Regions from separate parts of the Homo sapiens genome. Here region 1 is linked to region 2. A link is an interaction called in ENCODE POLR2A ChIA-PET data of the cell type or tissue named here. Cell type or tissue: PC-9. All regions are shown on one strand. Links, peaks and the distances in the headings refer to the core of each region. The heading gives the core; the rest is flanking DNA. Region 1 overlaps IBA57 (iron-sulfur cluster assembly factor IBA57). Region 2 holds the start of TRIM17 (tripartite motif containing 17).

Region 1 (9,573 bases), core at 1,262-9,261, 230 kb after region 2:
GTGACCAGAGGCTCCCAGGAGCCTTCCCAGTATTTCTCTGCTGAGAGATAGATGATAATTTGCTATTTTGGCAATCCTGGTGACTTCACGGATGTAACTACTGCCAAATAATGAGAATCGACTGGATCTGACATATGGTATCACAGTATCTACTGAGGCCAGGTATGGGGGCTCACTCCTGTGATCCCAGCACTTTAGGAGGCCAAGGTGAGAAGACTGTCTGAGCCTAGGAGTTCAAGACCAGCCTGGGCAATAGAGTGAGACCCCATCTCTACAAAATCAAAAATTAGCGGGGTGTGGCACCTCATACCTGTAGTCCCAGTGACTCAGGAGGATCGCTTGAGCCCAGGAGGTTGAGGCTGCAGTGAGCCAAGATCACACCACTGCACTCTAGCCTGGGCAACAGAGCCAGACCCTGTCTCAAAAAAATAAAGAAATAAAAAAGACATGCTAAACAACGAGAATTAAATGAACAATCCAATTAGAAAGTGGGCAAAAAATGGCCAGGTGCAGTGGCTTGTGCCTATAATCCCAGCACTTTGGGAGGCCCAGGCAGGCGGATCACCTGAGGTTAGCAATTCGAGCCCAGCCTGGCCAACATGGCAAAACCCAGTCTCTACTAAAAATACAAAATTAGCCAGGTGTGGTGGCAGGCGCCTGTAGTCCCAGCTACTTGGGAGACTGAGGCAGGAGAATCACTTGATCCTGGGAGGCGGAGGTTGTAATGAGCTGAGATTGTGCCACTGCACTCCAGCCTGGGCGACAGAGCAAGACTCCGTCTCAAAAAAAAAAACAGAGAGAATGGGCAAAAAACGTTTCGCCAAAGAGGATGTACAGATGGCAAGTAAGCACATGAAAAGGTGTTCGGTGGCATTGGCCATCAACACAATACAAACTGAAATCACAGCATGAGGTCACCACACTTAGATCAGAAGGGGGAGAACCAAAAAGCAGTGACCACCCCATGTGCTGGGGAGGACATGGAGAAACCAGATCACTCACACACTGCTGGTGGAAGGTGAAACCAGACTGCCACTCTAGAAAGCAGCTGAGCAGTTTTTTACAAAACAGAACAGGCAGTTACTATATGGCCCAGCAATCACATTTCCAGGCCCAGAGAAATGAAAACGCATGTTCACACAGTAAATTGACCATGAATATTTATGGCAGTTTTAGGTGTAACAGCAACAATTGCAAACAACCCACGTGTCTTCAGTGCTGCCTCGACCGGCTTGAGCCACCAGCACACTGATTTTCCCACAGTCCTGGAGGCAGGAGTCCGAGATCAAGGGGGCAGGACTGGTTCCTCCGAGGCCTCTCTCCGCAGCTGGCAGCCCCTGCCTTCTCCCTGTGCCCTCACTTGGCCTTTACTCCCTGTGTGCACCCCAGGGGGTCTTTTTGTGTGTCCAGATTTCTTCTTTTTATCAGGACACAGTCAGATTAAATTAGGGCCCTCCCATATGACCCCATTTTAACTTAATCAACGTTTGTGAACATCGTATCTACAAACACAGTTACATTCCGAGTCCCTGGGGATGATGGCTTCAGCCTGTGACATTGTTGGGGGGACATGATTCAGCCCAAAACAAATGGGCAGATGGGCAAAGAGACGTGGCTCACACCCTAGGAAAAACAACTCAGAAATAAAAAGGAACGAACTACGCAACAGCTGGAAGAGAGCTCCAGCACATGTCCTCGTGCCAGAGGCAGCACCTGGATGACCCCACGGATATGACGTTTCTTTTTTTTTTTTTTTTTTGGAGACAGAGTCTCACTCACTCTGTCACCCAGGCTGGAGTACAGTGGCACGATCTTGGCTCACTGCAACCTCTGTCTCCCGGGTTCAAGCAATTCTCCTGCCTCAGCCTCCTGAGTAGCTGGATTACAGGCGTGCGCCACCACGCCCGACTAATTTTTGTATATTTAGTACAGACGGAATTTCACCATGTTGGCCAGGCTGGTCTCGAACTCCTGACCTCAAGTGATCTGCCCACCTCAGTCTCCCAAAGTGCTGGGATTACAAGTGTGAGCCACCATGCCCAGCTGGATATGATATTTCTGAGATGACAAAATTCTAGAAACGGAAGATGGGCTATGGTTGCCAGGGATTAGGGATAAGATGGCGTTAGAGACATAGGTGTGAAAGGGCCACACAGGGATCTTCCTGGGGATGCTAAGCAAGATGGGCGGAGGCTAAGTAAGGCCACCGGATGGCATCAAAGTCCATGTCCTTGTGTGAGACTGTGGTGTTCTGCAAAGACTCACTGTTAGGAAAAGTTGGGCAGAGGGAACAAGGGATCGCTCTGTATTATTTCTTACAACTATTATGGCAACAGCAGTTTCTCTTTTTTTTGAGACAGGGTCCCCCTCTGTTGCCCAGGCTGTGGAATGCAGTGGTGCGATTGTACAGCACTCCAGTCTTAACCTCCTAGGCTTAAGTGATCCTCCCACCACAGCCTCCCAAAGTGCTGTGATTAGGATTAGGGTTAGGTGGGGATTAGGGGGCATGAGCCACCATGTCCAGCGGGCAATAAAGTTTCAATTAAAAAACAGCAACATCTGCAGCCCAGCACGATGTCCTTAAAAGACCAGAAACACAATCAGCACACACCTGTCCACAGCTGGTGAGGCCAGAGGGCAGGTGTCCACCCCTCAGAGCCGTTTTCCCCAAATGCCCTTCTCCAGCATGTCCGGGTGGCCCACACATCTGAGCTCCCAAATTCAGGACCCTCCAGACTGCCTACCCCCAGCTGGGCATCCAACTGCTATCCACACCTCCAGTGCCCTCACACGCCCCATCCCTGTCTCCACCACAAACACCCCACCCACCACACACCCCGTCCCCACCATACAAACCCCGTCCTCCCCCACACACCCCATCCCCCCACACACACCCCGTCCCCACCGCACACACCCCGTCCCCACCGCACACACCCCGTCCCCACCGCACACACCCCGTCCCCACCGCACACACCCCGTCCCCAGCACACACACCCCGTCCCCACCGCACACACCCCGTCCCCAGCGCACACACCTCATCTCCCCACCACACACACCCCGTCCCCACCGCACACCTCGTCCCCACCACACACACCCCATCTCCCCACCACACACACCCCGTCCCCACCGCACACCCCATCCCCACCGCACACACCCCGTCCCCACCACACACACCCCGTCCCCACCACACACCTCGTCCCCACCACACACTTCCCGTCCCCCCACCACACACCCCGTCCCCACCATACACACCCCGTCCCCACCACACACACCCTGTCCCGCTTTCCTGCTTCATTTTTCACCATAGAGCCCGTAGCAATAAAATATACTGTGTACTTTATTTTCATTGGCTATAAGCATTCAATACATGGTTGAATGAATGAAGAAATGAATGAATCAATGAAAGATGGACCAGAGCTCAGCCATCTCCCAGTTTTTCTTCAGCAGGACCCCCTGCTATTATTGTCCCTGAGAACTTCTCACTGAGAGAGTCTGACATAAAACAAAATGTATTAATCCTTCATTTCTCCCACAAATGCCGATGCGCACAAACTAAGCTAGCACCATCGCCAGGGAAATCAAAGACGGGGACACTGGAGATGGTCAGATGCCCACAGCCCAGACAGTCACAGTCCTAGCTTGGGCTCCCTGCCCCAGGGTTGGCACGTGGAGCACTGCCCTGGGTCTCCATGGCCCATAGCCAGACAGACCCTTTTTCTTACTTTTCTCAAACCAAGGTGTTCACCCAAGACGTTCAAAATTTAAACACTGAATCTCTAAATGGAAACTAAGAAGACTGACAGCACCAAGCGCTGGCGAGGACGCAGTATGACAAGAACCTGGCACACTTCTGGTGGGAATGTAAATGCTGCACTCACTCCGGGAAAATGTCTGGCAGTTCCTAGCAACACTGAGTTTTCCTGCCCTGTGGCCCAGAGCTCCACCCCAGGGGCTTACCAGAAAGACAGGAAAATGTATGTACACACAACCTGTGCAAGTGTGGAGATGCAGAGACCCCTGAATAAGAACAGGCAAACATTCCTTATTCCCAGCTTGCTAAAGTAAGGGAATCAGTCGCCATCACTCATATTGGGTGGAGATGCCCAGGCTGGCCAGAGGAGTGGGAGAGCTTCCAGGTGAGACAGGGACGGCTCCAGGTGAGCCCTGATGGAGTCTGTGGCCTGGGGAACTAGAGGCAGCTCACAGGAGTGGGCCTCCCATGAGATTGGTGAAGGAAGTGTCTGCCTCCATTTGTGCTGCTACAAGAGAATACCTGAGGCTGACTCATTTACAAGGAACAGAGGTTTATTGGCTCACGGTTCTGGAGACCGGACAGTCCAAGATCCAGGAACTGGCCGACTTGGGAATTCCACCTCCAAGATGGTGCTTTGAACACTGGAGGGCAAGAGAGGCACAAGCGGGCTGGACTTACCCTTTCATAACATTAACTCCGCCCTTGGAGAGTGGAGCCCTCACAGCCTAATCACCTCTTACAGGCCCCATCTCTTAACACTGTTAGAATGGCAATTCAATTTCAACATGAAGTTAGCACAGTGCCTCATGCCCCAATCCCAGCTACTTGGGGACAAGAGTTGAAGACCAGCATTTAAAAACAAAAAATTTTAAAAATTAGCATGCACCTGTGGTCCCAGCTACTCAGGAGGCTGAGGTGGGAAGATCACCTGAGCCCAGAAATTCAAGACCAGCCTGGGCAATGCAGTGAGAACCCCATCTCTACAAAAAGTAAAAAAAAAAAAAAAAAATTAGCTGAGTGTGATGACTCACACCTGTAGTTCCTGCTACTCAGGAGGCTGAGGCAGGAGAATCATCTGAGCCCAGAAGGTTGAGGCTGTAGTGAGCTGTGTTTATGCCACTCCACTCCAGCCTGGGCAAGAGTGAGACTCTGTCTCAAAAAAAAAAAAAACACTCCCAACTACGATTTTGAGTTTGTTCATTTCTCCTTGAAGGACTGGCTTTTAAATTCCATGGTCTTCCCTCTATAGTTTGGAAGATATATTTCCATTCTTTTAGAGATTATCTGAAAACTCTGATAAGCCTTGTAACAGATGCTGAAGTCAGTGTCCGTGCCCTCCTTCCGACCAGTAGGGGGACTTTAGAACACTGTAGGTTTGGGCACCTCTCTCCCAACTCAACATGTGGCATCTTTTTTATAAACTCCAAAAGTAGGCATTCTAAGTAGAAGCTTCTAGATGTGGTGTTTTAGACATGCCCACAAATCCACCTTCCTGCCTATTCACTCCTTCTTCCATCTCCAGCTTCCCCACAGGATCCCTCGCCAGAAGCCCAGACATGCCTTAGACGCTCTAGGCTCTGCTGGCAGCAAACTCCGGAGTGAGGGCAGTTTCGTGGTATGAAAATGCGTTTAGCCCTCTTTTTTTTTTTTTTTTTTTTTTTTTTTTTGAGACAGAGTCTCATTCTATTGCCCAGGCTGGAGTGCAATGGCACAATCTTGGCTCACTGCAACCTCTGCCTCCTGGGTTCAAGTGATTCTCCTGCCTCAGCCTCCCGAGTAGCTGGGATTACAGGAATATGCCACCACACCCAGCTAATTTTTATATTTTTAGTAGAGACAGGGTTTCACCATGTTGATCAGGCTGGTCTTGAACTCCTGACCTCAGGTGATCCACCTGCCTTGGCCTCCCAAAGTGCTGGGAATACAGACGTGAGCCACTGCGCCTGGCCCCTCATTCTTGAAAGACGGATTTTCTGGGTACACAATTCTAGGCTATCACTATTTTCTCCCAGGACTTTGAAGATATTATTTACTATCTTTCTGGCTTCCACTGTTGCTTTTAATCAACTACTTATTTTCTTCTTTCCAGATAATCTCTTTCTTTTCTGCCTTAAGATCTCTTTGTCATGAGATTCTGTACTTTCACCAAGACGTGACTGTTTGGGTAGAGCTTTTTAACTATGCTGCTTGGGAGCTGCTGGTTCCTGAACCTAAGGAGCAGGGGCTCCTGTTGGTTTGGGAAAGTTCTCAGCCGTATTTCTCTGAATACTTGCCTCCACCCCATATTCTCTTTCCCCTCCTTCTGGAATTACTCGTAAATTGCGGATGTCATACTAAACTCTCCATCTTCTTGTCTCATCCCATCTCATATTTTCCAGCTCTGTCTTTCTGTGCTGCACTTTGGGTCATTTCTTCAAACAGTTCCCGATTCTTCAGGAAACACATCATGGAATATTTTTTAGAGTATTTTATTTTTATTTCAACAAGTTCTCTTTTTAAAATCTGCTTGGTCATTTTTATAGTCTCTTGCTTCCTGTGCATAAATTGTTTTCTTTAAATATATTAAACATCCTCATTCCATGTGATGTGTCTGCTTACTCTAAGATCAGAACATTGGTGTGTGTGCTTCTGTCTGCCTTTCTGCTGGGCCTTGTTTATGGTACTGTGTGTGTGTGTTGACAATTTCTTTCCTGTACCTTAGGATGTTTTGGTATCTCAAAAAAAAAAAAAAATTCCACCTTCTGGCTGGGAGACTGCCCCTCCCAGGCCAGCCAGTCCTTACAGATAAGGGCCCAGCTGGGTGTGCGCGCCTCCGCAATGCAGCCTCACCAGTCCAGAGCCCACCTCTATCTGGCCAGAGCACTCTGGCAGCCAGGGACCACTCCTACAGCTTGGAGCCCATGGAAATCACTCCAGCTGGCCAGCCGCACATCTGCCCTGCCTTGCCTTTCCTGGGGAAGTGCCAGGAAAGGTCTAGCAGAGGCTCTCCCAGGCTCCTGCCTCTCCTCTCGGGCTGCGCTTGACTGACCGCCTCATACAAGAACACAGAACAGGGAGCTTGTCTCCTTGGGGATTAGAAGATGATGATGATAATGATTTTACAATGAACGTATACTTCTTAGGATGTTTTCTATCTAAGGCCTGATTTGGAGGTGGGTTTCTCACAGTTTCTACACTGTCTGCCGGGCTCTGGAAATACTACCAACTGCAACTTCTCTTCTTTTTTATTCTTTCTTTGTTTTAAGACAGGGTCTTGCTCTGTTGCCCAGGCTGGAGTGCAGTGGCACAATCACAGCTCACTGCAGCCTCAACCTCCTGGGCTCAAGTGATCCTCGCACTTCAGCCTCCCGAATAGGTGGGACCACAGGTGTGGACCACCATGCCTGGCTAATTTTTTTTTTTTTAAGAGACAGAGTCTTGATATGTTGCCCAGGCTGCTCTCAAACTCCTGGGCTCAAGCAATCCTCCTGCCTCGGCCTCCCAAAGTGCTGGGATCACAGGCATGAGCCACCACACCCGCCCATATCTGGCTTTGAAAGGAAAATACAAGCATGCTTTCCTAAAGATGCACCATATACACTGTGTTAAGTAAAACAGCTCAGAAACAGACAGTCAAACACCACACGTCCTGCCTCATAACCAGGAGCTGCCCAACAGGCAATGTGGGCTCAGAAAGTGGAAGGCGGATGTGGGGGACTCTAACGAGGGGAGGCAGGAGGTGTGAGGGTAAGAAGCCCAGACTGCACCACCATGCACTATACCCACATAACACAACTGCACCTTATGCCTTGAATTCACACACACACACACACACACGAACTTCCTATGTTTTTACAACACAAACTAAAGCAGACAGGAAAAGCAGTGTGCAGTTTTGGAGCGGCTACACCAGCTCTCAGCAGATCCCAGTGTTCCTGAACACAAAGCTCTGACCCTGCCGATGCGCTTTAGGGCCTGCTTCCAAGGTCCTAAAGGCCAGGCCTTTCTGAGAGGACTAAGGACATTTTGGTGAAAACTGATTTGGTTTGTATGACAGAGGGGCTCTTTTGTTGACTGACACTTTCCTTTTTAAAGACACAGAAGAGGCTGGGCACAGTGGCTCATGCCTGTAATTGAGACCATCCTGGCCAACATGGTAAAACCCCATCTCTACTAAAAATACAAAAATTAGCCGGGCATGGGGCATGTGCCTGTAGTCCCAGCTACCCAGGAGGCTGAGGCAGGAAAATCACTGGAACCTGGGAGGCAGAGGTTGCAGTGAGCAGAGATTGTGCCACTGAGCTCCAGCCTGGCCAACAGAGCAAGACTCCATCTCAAAAAAAAAAAAAAAAAAAAAAAAGGACACAGAAGAACACGAAATGTGTTTGATCTGAACCAAGTATTTTGAGATCCTGACACCTGCAGAGACCTGAAGACACTGAGGGGGCACAGGATGGCTCAGGCGGCACCTCACTCTGGAGTGGAGTGCTTCCTTCCTGGCTCACCTCCTAGCCCTCACCCAGCCACACCCACGGGACAGGCTAGGATGCTCCCAGATGCTGCAGCACTCAAGGAGGCCCCACTGGAAAAGCCAGGCAACTTCAGGCAGATGACAGAGCCGGGACACTTTGAGCTCGAGGCACAGACCCTCATTCCAGGGGTGCATGCCCCTCATGCAGGAGACACCAGCTCTTGGTGACACAGGCCACAGGCACCCACTCCTGGCTGAGCTGGAGAGAAAACTGGCTGGGAAGCTGATCAAATGTCTCCATGCCAGTTTAAAGCAGCAGCCAGTGGGGCTGAAAAGGTTGCAGGGATGCTGGTCTGGAATCCATCCTGCGCTGGGCGCTTCCAGACCATGACCTGTCCAAGAGGGGCTGAAGGCCACCGGCTCTCAGGACCGCAGGGGTCAGGGCCACCTAGCTGTTTCCTTGCCCATAGGAGAGCTGACTGCAGCGGGTGAGGCTGGACGGCCCCTCTCTTCCCTCCAGCTGCAGCCGCTTCCTCCCGTCCATCCGCTCTACACCCTCCTCCTGGGTGATCACAAACTACACTGCAGCTCAGAGCTGCCTTTAGACCCCTGACCCCAAAACCGCCATGGCTGCAGATTTCTAGAGAGCACCTGTGGCCCCCCAGGATGGCGGCACAGGCTCCCTGCCTGCTTGGCCCTCTGTGGCCACCCTAACGTCCAGCTTGGTGGCCCAAACGCCTGCCCCCCAGGCCCTGCGCCCTGCAGCCGACAGCTCACAGCCATGGGGCTGTCCTTTGCAGACTCGGCACCCACGTGCCCAGCCTGGGCCTCTGAGGCCTCCCCTGCTGGCCTGCAGCCATGCCAAGTGCTTCATCTGGTAGGTCTGGGCGTTCTCAAAGGAGCGCTGTTCCCGGGGTCCAGTCAGCCAGATCACAAAAACTAAGCCCCCACCTCCCTCTCCCCCAAATGAAACCAGAGCTCCCAAGGGGCTGCCTGTGGCTCACTCTTTAATAGATGCCCTGAAACATAGAGCTCACACTTCAGTGGGAAGGGGGAAGCCAGTGGGTGAACAGGAGGCTGTGCCCCGTGACTGACAGCAAGTCACTCTCACTGCAAACACAGGCTATGCCAAAACCCAGCACACACAGGCAGAACTCTGCCCTGCTGGCTCCTGAGCCCTGCGCTGGCCCCCACCCCACGCTCCTGGAGGGCTCTGAGGAGGAACAGAGGTGGGGAAACATGGGAGATGGGCACAGCCTTCCACAAGCCTCCAGCATGGGATACCTAGTGGCTCATCCCTGTGTGCTTCTCGATGTGTAGACACCCACATGCCACCTGATCCAATGCCCCAGACCCCTCTAGACCACGC
Region 2 (9,573 bases), core at 676-8,675:
TGTGTGCGAGTGATGAGAGACCACAGAAGAAACACTCTACCGAGTGAGCCCAGGGAAAGCCAGCCATCTATGCCTGTGGCCAGCTGTCTACACCCGCACACCCAGGAGATTGCAGAATGGTGCCTCTTAGCCTTCAAGGCCCTGTTTTCCTGCCTGTCTGCACCCCCTGTGTGGGCCAAGCCTTAGTTTCTTCATCTGTCCTCTCTCTCCAATCCCAGGACTCTGACTCAGGGCACGCAGGCCTCTGGCTCCTGTTCCTGAAAGCAGGAGATGAACCCTCCATGTGAAAGGTGCATCCCTCTACTGGAGGATGAAGCGTGATGACTAGGCGTGGGGACTCAAGGCCAGGAGAAATGGCCACCAGTCAGGACCTGGGCAGGGCTGGGGGCGGCATTTTGGCTGAAACCGTAAGAGACTTTTAAACCAGAGCAACTCCATCTTGTATAGAGGCTGGGTAAAATAATTCTGAGACCTGCTGGGCTGCATTCCCCAGAGGTTAGACATTCCAAGTCACAGGATGGGATAGGAGGTTGGCACAAGATACACGTCATAAAGACCTTGCTGATGAAACAGTATGTGGTGAAGAGGCCAGCAAAATCCCACCAAAACCTAGATGGCGACCAGAATAACCTCTGGTTATCATGACTGCTCATTATATGCTAATTTTAATACGTTAGCATGCTATGAGATACCCTCACCAGTGCCACAACAGTTTACAGATGCCAAGACAAGGTCACAGTTACCCTATATGGTCTAAGAAGGGGAGGAGCCCTCAGTTTCTGGAATTGCCCTTCCTTTTCTGGGAAACTCATGAATACCCCACCCCTTATTTAGCATATAATCAGTAAATAGCCATAAAAATGGGCAACCTGTAGCCCTGGGGGCTGGTCTGCCCATGGAGTAGCCACTCTTTATTCCTTTACTTTCTTAATAAACTTGCTTTCACTTTACTCTATGGATTTGCCCCGAATTCTTTCTTGCCCAAGATCCAAAACCCTCTCTTGGGGTCTGGATCAGGACCTGTTTCTGGTAACAAAACCACCTGGGGTGTCGGCAAGACCCACCCCGTCCCGCCTGGTTCTAGGGGACCTGACCTGCCAGGTGGTCCCTCCAAACTGGTCCGCCCACAGGATTGGGACGCCCCTCCCTGTACCCTCAGCCTGATGCTGACTGCCAACCATGTGGGCAGACCTGGCGGCTGACTGGCTGCTCCTGGGGACCCCCTTCATAGCTTCTCAACAGGCACTCGCTCCTGCTGCCTCGCCCCCACCCCAGCCCACACAAACTCCTCTCCATCCCCTACCCCGACCAACTTAGCCCCTCACCTAACCCTCCAGCCTGGGGCTCGCGTGCCCTCCCGCAGCCCCAACCCCAGGTTGAGAAGCCTCTTCCAATCCCACTCCCCCCACCCTGACGCTCGCCTGCCCGCCCCTAGCCCCACCAGCTGTCCCCATTCCACTCCCCACCCCCAAGTAACCCCCCAACTCCCCACCCTCCACACTCCCTTAACCTCCCCTAAAAGTCCCACCCCAGGCCAACAAGACTCCTCCCTTCGCTGGGCTGTGGACCACATCCTCCCCACCGCCCAGTCAGCACCCGCTGCGCCTGTCCCCGGCTCGTCCAGAGCCTTCCACCCCCTGCCGCCTTCCTTCCCCAAGCCACCCCCAACCTCTCCTAAGAGGCGCCGCCCCAGTCCCGGCCGCCGAACACTCCCTCGCCCAGCATTCCCCTCCCCCGCCGCCCCCCAGCCCCCGCTGACGCCACAAAGTCCCTAGGCCTCCCGACCCCAGGTCCCCACGCCCCGGGCCGGGCCGCAGCCTCCTGGGCTTCGTGGGGGCAGACCCAGCCTTTCCCGGCAGCGAGCGCTCGGCCAGGTGCACTAGGCGCTGTGCGGGCCCCCCTTCCCCGCGGTGAGTAGCCCCCACCCCGCCGCCTAGGCTACCCTCCTGTGGCGCCTGGGCCACGACCTAAGCCTAACCCGGTCCTCCTCGCCCTCCAACGCCCGGCCTTCCCGCCTCCGCCGGCCGCCGCGTCCCTGGAGGGGCTAGCGCGCTTCAACAAGGTAACTCTACCGGGACCCTAGCGGACCAGAGCGGGAAGGACAGCCATCCCGGCAGCCAGAGCCAGAGCCCCAGGCCCGCTGCCGCTGTCCCTGCCCGGCTTCGGTCAGGGTGGGCTGGGTGCCTCCGTTAGGGCTCTTGGGGGGAGTCGGAGGGCTGGCGCCGGGTGGTTGGCGTGCAGAAAGCTCCGAGAAACTGGACGTGGGACAGAGCCGGGGAAGTCTGAGACCCCTAGACGCCCTCGCTTTAGGGGATGGCAGAACGGAAGGGGAGAATCGTGCTTGCAGTGTAGACGCGATTTTCAACTCCTTCTGCAACTCGGTCCCCATAGCAACCCCGTGGCGTAGGCGAAAGTCTGTAGATCTCCACTGCGTGGGGTCGCGAGTGTTGAGATTGCAGGGGGCATCTATGTGCATGCTTGTGTGCCTGTGCGTGTGTGCGCGCGTGTACCTGTGTGTACATGCATGTATGTTTACCGATATGTGCATCTGTGCCTGTGTGTGCTGTGTTTGTGGATCAGTGTTTCTGTGCGTACATGTTTGTATTTGTGTGGTGTGTATGCGTGGGTATGCGTGTGTGCACATGCACGTTTGTATACATACATGGGTATGTGTATGGGTGTTCGTCTGTGCGTACATGCACACGCGTGTTTTTTCTGAACCCCACCTCACTACCGAATGGAAGAGAGCTTTTTTCCTCTGATAGCCCATCCCTTCTTCCTTTGGTGTACGGGGTTTTGTTAAAGAAAAAATTCTGACATTTGAAAGGCTCTTTAGTCAGGCTACTTGCAATGGGAGAGTTGCGCCAGCAAAGACAGCTGGGGATGTATGGGGGAGTTGGAGTGGGGATCTGGGTGGGGTCAGTGGATGGAAAGTGATTAAGGGAAGGCTCCAAGGGTAGGGGCTTCTCCCTAAGCTGACCTAGCAGGCTTCTCCAGAAAGGCAGGTTGAAGGCCTAGCCGGCAACGGTCTGTCGGGGAGGAGGAGCTGATGAGATGTGGAGCTGGGGGTAGCCAGCAGCAGGCGGAAGTGGACGGGTAGGGTCCAGGCCCAGTGGAGAGGAGAGGCGGAGGGGCCTGCAGAGCATTGGTCAGGGAGGGTCTGTGTAGTTTCTGGGGAGGCATCTGTGTCTGTTGTTGACAAGGCTAAAAATGATGACTCTGGACTCTCTAACTGGACTGCAGTCCTAGCCCTCCTCTGTAAAGGGAGGCTGTACAGGACGGTTGCACACTGCCGGCGCCCAGATCATCGGGCTGCTCCCTCCAACTCTCTCCAGAGTCCCTCAAGCGGGAACCTGCCTCGTGTCTCCCAGGAGCCATGGAGGCTGTGGAACTCGCCAGAAAACTGCAGGAGGAAGCTACGTGCTCCATCTGTCTGGATTACTTCACAGACCCTGTGATGACCACCTGTGGCCACAACTTCTGCCGAGCCTGCATCCAGCTGAGCTGGGAAAAGGCGAGGGGCAAGAAGGGGAGGCGGAAGCGGAAGGGCTCCTTCCCCTGCCCCGAGTGCAGAGAGATGTCCCCGCAGAGGAACCTGCTGCCCAACCGGCTGCTGACCAAGGTGGCCGAGATGGCGCAGCAGCATCCTGGTCTGCAGAAGCAAGACCTGTGCCAGGAGCACCACGAGCCCCTCAAGCTTTTCTGCCAGAAGGACCAGAGCCCCATCTGTGTGGTGTGCAGGGAGTCCCGGGAGCACCGGCTGCACAGGGTGCTGCCCGCCGAGGAGGCAGTGCAGGGGTACAAGGTAGGCCACATCGGGGCCCAGGTCAAGGGGCCGGGGAGGAGGCATCCAGGGGGACAAGGTGACCCAGATCATGGGGGAGGGAGGAGGTGTCCAGGGACAAAGTGGCCCGAGTCAGGGGCTGGGGAGGAGGCATCCAGGGGACAAGGTGGCCTGTGGCTGGGTAGGGGTGTCCCTGGGGACAATGTGGGCCTACACTGTATGATGCAGGCATTGCAAAATCTTACCTCTCCTCTCAGAGTATTTTGGGTGGCTCTGAGAACCAAACTGATTTGAGACAGATAAGCAGAAGCAAAGCACTGAAATTCATTCCCTGTAAGCTTTCCATGACCCAGGAGTCGCTCCCAAGGAGCCAGAGGCCCATGGAAGCATGTTAGAGCCAAACATGTACCTGAGGAGGATGAGGGTTAGTTTAGCAGGGTCCCTTTGCACAGATTTCTCTGGTTTCGGCTTTCCCGCCCTTGGTAAGAACATGGCTTTCCTCCTGGCCTAGGGCAGTCCTCTCTGGCATGGTGGCTGTGCCTTCTGCTCTTAGGAAGGCCGAGGGTCACAGCAATTCTTACACCTGCCCTTTTTTAAGTGCCTTCAGCTCAAAATAATCCAAGGTGGCACATTCTGGGTGACGTATTTTGATCCCCTGCCCCTCCTGAGGAGGGTCTCTGGGGTGGGTGCAGTTTCAGCGAGCACAACTGGACTCTAGGCAGGAGGTAGGGGGATCGCTGATCCCAAATCCTGCGGTTTGTGTGTCCCACAGTTGAAGCTGGAGGAGGACATGGAGTACCTTCGGGAGCAGATCACCAGGACAGGGAATCTGCAGGCCAGGGAGGAGCAGAGCTTAGCCGAGTGGCAGGTGGGTGCCCAGGGCTGTCCAGTCCCTTTCCTGCTGCTGCTCCATCTTCCTGCATTTCCACGTCTGTGTCTGCCCGTGGGGATATGCTGCCGCAGTGGCAGGAAAAGAAGAAAGTTGCCTCTACCCTTCTAGGTTCTGTGGCTGGCCTCAGAATGAAACTGACTTAAGACAGATGAACAGCAGAGAAAAAGATAAAAAGGCAATTTTAAATTACAGATGCACACATAGGGTGGAGAGAAGGGGCCTCAAAAATCAGACTCAAAGAGGCAGCCAGAGGGTAGGGGCTCAGTACCACAAAGGAGGCAGCCAGAGGGCGGGGGCTCAGTACCACAAAGGAGGCAGCCAGAAGGTGGGGGCTCAATACCACAAAGGAGGCAGCCAGAGGGCAGGGGCGTAGGTCAGCACCACAAAGGAATAGGGCTTGGGGGCCTCTGGGCTGGGGAGGCAGGTGATGTTGGTTAAGTATTTAAACAAGTGTCTCAGGTGAAGAGTTGTTTTTGGAACTCTCTTTCTGGTATAGATGCCTTGACCACTGGAAATTCCTTCATGAAAGGGCACTTTTTAATTTTTTTTTTTTTTTTTTTTGAGATGGAGTTTCACTCTTGTTGCCCAGGCTGGAATCCAATGGTGCGGTGTCAGTTCACTGCAACCTCTGCCTCCCGGGTTCAAGCAATTCTTCTGCCTCAGCCTCCCAAGCAGCTGGGACTATAGGTGCCCACCACCATGCCCGACTAACTTTTGTACTTTTAGTAGAGATGGGGTTTCACCATGTTGGTCAGGCTGGTCTTGAACTCCTGACCTCAGGTGATCTGCCTGCCTCGGCCTCCCAAAGTGCTGGGATTACAGGCATAAGTCATCGCGCCAGGCCAGGCACTTTATTTTTTTAGGCAGCTAATGGGGGAGGCAAACAGGTTTTCCTGCTTCTGCGGGTTCTCAATGGCCTTTAGTTAACCTTAATCCTAATGCCTGTCAAAACACAAAATTAAAACAGATTTAGAGATCTTTGTTGTTATTTTTTGTTTTTTTCTTGAGTCAGAGTCGCTCTGTGGCCCAGGCTGGAGCACAGTGATGCAATCATAGCTCACTGCAGCCTCAAATTCCTGGACTCAAGTGATCCTCCTGCTTCAACCTCCTGAGTAGCTGGGACTACAGGCACTTGCCACCAAGACCAGCTTTTTTTTTTTTTTTTTTTTTTTTTTTTGTAGAGACAAGGTCTTGCTATTGCCCAGGCTGGCCTTGAACTCCTGAGCTCAAACTATCTTCCCGCCTCAGCCTCCCAAAGCACTGGGATTACAGGCGTTAGCCACTGCACCCAGCTAAGAGAAAAGATTTATTTGCAAGGCCACTGAGTGAAGAGGAGGGAGAACAGCTCTTAAACCTGCCTCCCAAGTGATACAGCTTGGGAGTCTTTATGAACTACGGAGGCAGGGTGGTCCAGCAGGCCCATTCTGTGCAGGTGTCGTCGGGGTGCATGGCATTTCACAGGACACAGGTACCAGAAACGGCAGCCTTAGCATGATCTGAGGTTGGAAGTTTTGGCCCTCTCACATCAAAAGGCCACCTCGGGCACTGGGACAGGTCCACTTGAAGGGCAGATGGTCTCAACTGGTTTCAGCTGGACAGGAGCTGCCCCACATTCCTGAAGCGACCAGTCCCATGGTGACCTGTGAATATTATCTATAAAGAGCCAGTGAAGGGTGGGCGTCAGCATTCAGAGGCACAGCCTTCAGCTTCATGGAAAAAGGAAAAACAAAATAACAAAAAGCAATCAGGGCAGGCTGACCTGATCAGTGAACCCCTTGGTTTCATTAGCACCAGTGACTCCATTCTGGTTGGGTCTGGTCTTCTAGGACCCAGCGCAGGAGCCCAGTTCAAAACAGTGGCCCCTGAGGATCACCTGAGCCCAGGAGTCTGAGACAGCAGTGAACCATGATCATGCCACTGAACCCCAGCCTGGGCAACATAGCAAGACCCTGTCTCTACAAAAAAATTAAAAATTAGCTGGGCATGGTGGTGGTGACACATGTCTGTCGTCCCACTTCCTTGGAAGGCTGAGGTGGGAGGGTCACTTGAGGCCAGGAGGTCAAAGTTGCAGTGAGTTGTGGTTGTGCCATTGCACTCCAGCCTGGGCAACAGAGCAAGACCCTGTCCCTACACAAAATTTAAAAACTAGCTGGATGTGGTGGTGCATGCCTGTGGTCCCAGCTACTCAGATGACTTGAGCCCAGGAGGTCAAGGTTGCAATAAGTGCCACTGCATTCCAGCCTGGGCAACTGAGCGAGACCCTGTCTCAAACAAAACAAAACAAAAAACAATGGCCACCCATAAATTTTGTTTAACATGCCCAAGAGGCTTATCTGGGGGTGGACATTCTGAACCTCCTCAGAGCAAGGGTGCATGGGTGTTTGGATGTGTAGAAGTTGCAGTTCGGGGCTCGGAGGGTTACACTCAGTGTATCACAGGATGGCAGAGGTGGGGGCCTCTGTCACAGTTCCTGGTCCCCAACTAAAGCTCCAGTTGCTGGTGATCTTGTGGGTCACCAGGGCCCTGGGGAGAGGTGCCAGCATCCCTGGAGCTGAGCCACCTGCTGGCAACATGCTGGGCTTCTCCACTCCTGCAGGGCAAGGTGAAGGAGCGGAGAGAACGCATTGTGCTGGAGTTTGAGAAGATGAACCTCTACCTGGTGGAAGAAGAGCAGAGGCTCCTCCAGGCTCTGGAGACGGAAGAAGAGGAGACTGCCAGCAGGCTCCGGGAGAGCGTGGCCTGCCTGGACCGGCAGGGTCACTCTCTGGAGCTGCTGCTGCTGCAGCTGGAGGAGCGGAGCACACAGGGGCCCCTCCAGATGCTGCAGGTGAGCCAGTAGGCTTGGCAGGCAGGGTGGGATGTGAGCTCTGACAGGCATGGGCAGGGGGCGCTGGGCTTGGGGAAGAGGCAGCCAACGGGAAAGGGCTGTTAGCTCCCAGTCTGCTAGTCCTGGAGGCTGGGTGGCTGAGGCCAAGGTGCGGGCAGGCCTGGTTCCTCCTGAGCCTCTCTCCTAGGCCTGAAGATGCCGTCTCCTCCCCGCGTCCTCATGGCATCATCTCTCTATGCACGTCTCTGTCCTAATCATCTCCTTGTATAAAGACACCAGTCAGACTGGATTAGGGCCCACCCCAGTGACCTCAACTCCCTCCTTAAAGATGCTATCTCCAAACACAGTCACATTCTGAGGTCCTGAGGGTTCAGGCTTCAACCTGTGAATTAGTGGGGACACAAGTCAGCCCCTTACAGGTTCCAACCTGAGACAGTGTCCCCATTTCCTTCCAAGTCCAGAGAGGTGGCTTGGGACACCTGGCAGCCAGGTGTGGCTTTGGGACAGGGACTCCATGTCTCGGTGTGGAGGAGGTGCACTGTCCCAGGAGTGAGTTGTGTGGCAACGGCAGTGGGGAGGTGAAGCAGCCAGCCTGTCTGCCGGGACCAGCCTGTGTGCCATGGCCCTGGAGAGGGGGCTTGATTACGGCTGATAAGACGCCATCTCTACAAAAACTTAAAAATATTAGCAGGGCATGGTGGCGTGCGCCTGTGGTCCCAGGACTCAGGAGGCTGAGGCAGGAAGACTGCTTGAGCCCGTGAGTTCAAGGCTGTAGTGAGCTATTGCGCCACTGCACTCCACCCTGGGTGATGGTGAGATCACATCTAGGAAAAAAAAAAAAAAGGAAAAGGAAAAACAAAGCAGCCTGTTCACAACCCACTACATTGGTTTGCTGACCAACTGAGGGAAAAGCCCCTGCAGCTGGTAGAAGGGTGCTCCTATGAGCAGAGGGCCAAGCGCGCCACCTGCATGAGAGTCCCTGCCTAGAGTTAGGGTCACGCTCTGGCAACTAGAAATATGGCCTTTGGAAAACAAGTCCCTTGTAGCTTCCAGGCCAGAGAAGTAAACAGTGATCTCTTTAGGGAACTCTGAATCCCTAAAGAGGCTACAGAAAATCCCCAGGTGCCTCAGTCTCTTACCCACCCCCCTCCCTCCCCAAACTGCACCCAATTGCGCCCCCACCCCATTCCTGCTGAGTGGGCTGCACCCACCTGAAATGGGAGAGGAGGGTCAGTGTTGAGTGGCCACTTGCCTGGAAGGGGTCCCTCCGCCTCTCCTGAGTTGCAGGACCTCAGGCGTGTGGCCGTGGGCTGACAGGGTAGCTCAGCTTAGGTGAGGCACTGGGGGCTCTGGTGGTAGTGGGAGCTAGGGCAGTGGGGAAGGCTCAGGAGTGCCATGAAGCTCAATTGTGGGAAGGGAATGCCCAGGGGACAGGATGGGTCTTGCCCTAAGACACGGACAAGAAGGGAGCAGGGACATTGAGGTGAGCCAGGAGCTTGGCTCACTCCCCACCCTCCGTCCCTGTCTTTTGCAGGACATGAAGGAACCCCTGAGCAGGTATGTGGTCCCCTCAGGCAGGGGCGGGGGCAGTGGCAGCGGTGGGCGGGGGGGACAATAAGACTGTCGGGCCAGGGGAGTCAATAAGACTCCCCTGTGTGTGCCCACCGGAGGAAGAACAACGTGAGTGTGCAGTGCCCAGAGGTTGCCCCCCCAACCAGACCCAGGACTGTGTGCAGAGTTCCCGGACAGATTGAAGTGCTAAGAGGCTTTCTAGGTAAGTGGGCACCCAGGGCCAGGACCTCTGACCCAGGATCTCTTGGCGATGCCCCACTGTACCCCCTAGCCTCGGAAGCCACCAATGGGGGGGGTTCTACAAGTGCACTGCCTGGTGACGGTCACTGGCTATTCACTGTGCCTTCGTAGGGCGGCGTTACTGGTGGTTCTAATTCATGGGATGAATCTTGTTGAGTTCCCAGTGGTCTCTCTGCCCAGCCCCCTGTACCTTATTGCCACCAAGGCCCACACACAATTGGTGTGTGGAAGCATCAAGTAACCCCAGATTCACAGCAG

What was found. Peaks named below come from ENCODE experiments on the same cell type or tissue, not always from the same donor. Only the 100,000 strongest peaks of a DNase experiment are listed, where the experiment ranks them.
Region 1: POLR2A ChIA-PET joins it to region 2 with 13 read pairs; 10 of 35 experiments call an interaction of 5 or more read pairs at or near these places.

The regions. Positions count from the first base shown.
Region 1 is chr1:228,176,004-228,185,576 of GRCh38, reverse strand. It overlaps IBA57 (iron-sulfur cluster assembly factor IBA57), which reads right to left. Exons shown (of 3, transcript NM_001010867.4): 3 at 3,320-9,573. Among named protein-coding and RNA genes, the nearest start is that of IBA57, 15 kb to the right of the region's middle. RefSeq lists a silencer at 6,435-6,729. In PC-9, for the core only: a CTCF peak has its summit at 5,136; no DNase peak of the experiment used is centred there.
Region 2 is chr1:228,408,876-228,418,448 of GRCh38, reverse strand. TRIM17 (tripartite motif containing 17) reads left to right here and starts at 1,588. Exons shown (of 7, transcript NM_016102.4): 1 at 1,588-1,910; 2 at 3,336-3,805; 3 at 4,557-4,652; 4 at 7,273-7,503; 5 at 9,038-9,060; 6 at 9,174-9,277. The coding sequence starts at 3,377. LOC124904537 (a long non-coding RNA gene) reads right to left here and starts at 9,178. Exons shown (of 2, transcript XR_007066918.1): 1 at 8,715-9,178; 2 at 5,192-7,764. RefSeq lists a silencer at 2,020-2,129. In PC-9, for the core only: CTCF peaks have their summits at 1,868 and 2,069; a DNase peak (open chromatin) is centred at 5,618; H3K4me3 peaks cover 2,321 bases; H3K27ac peaks cover 3,180 bases.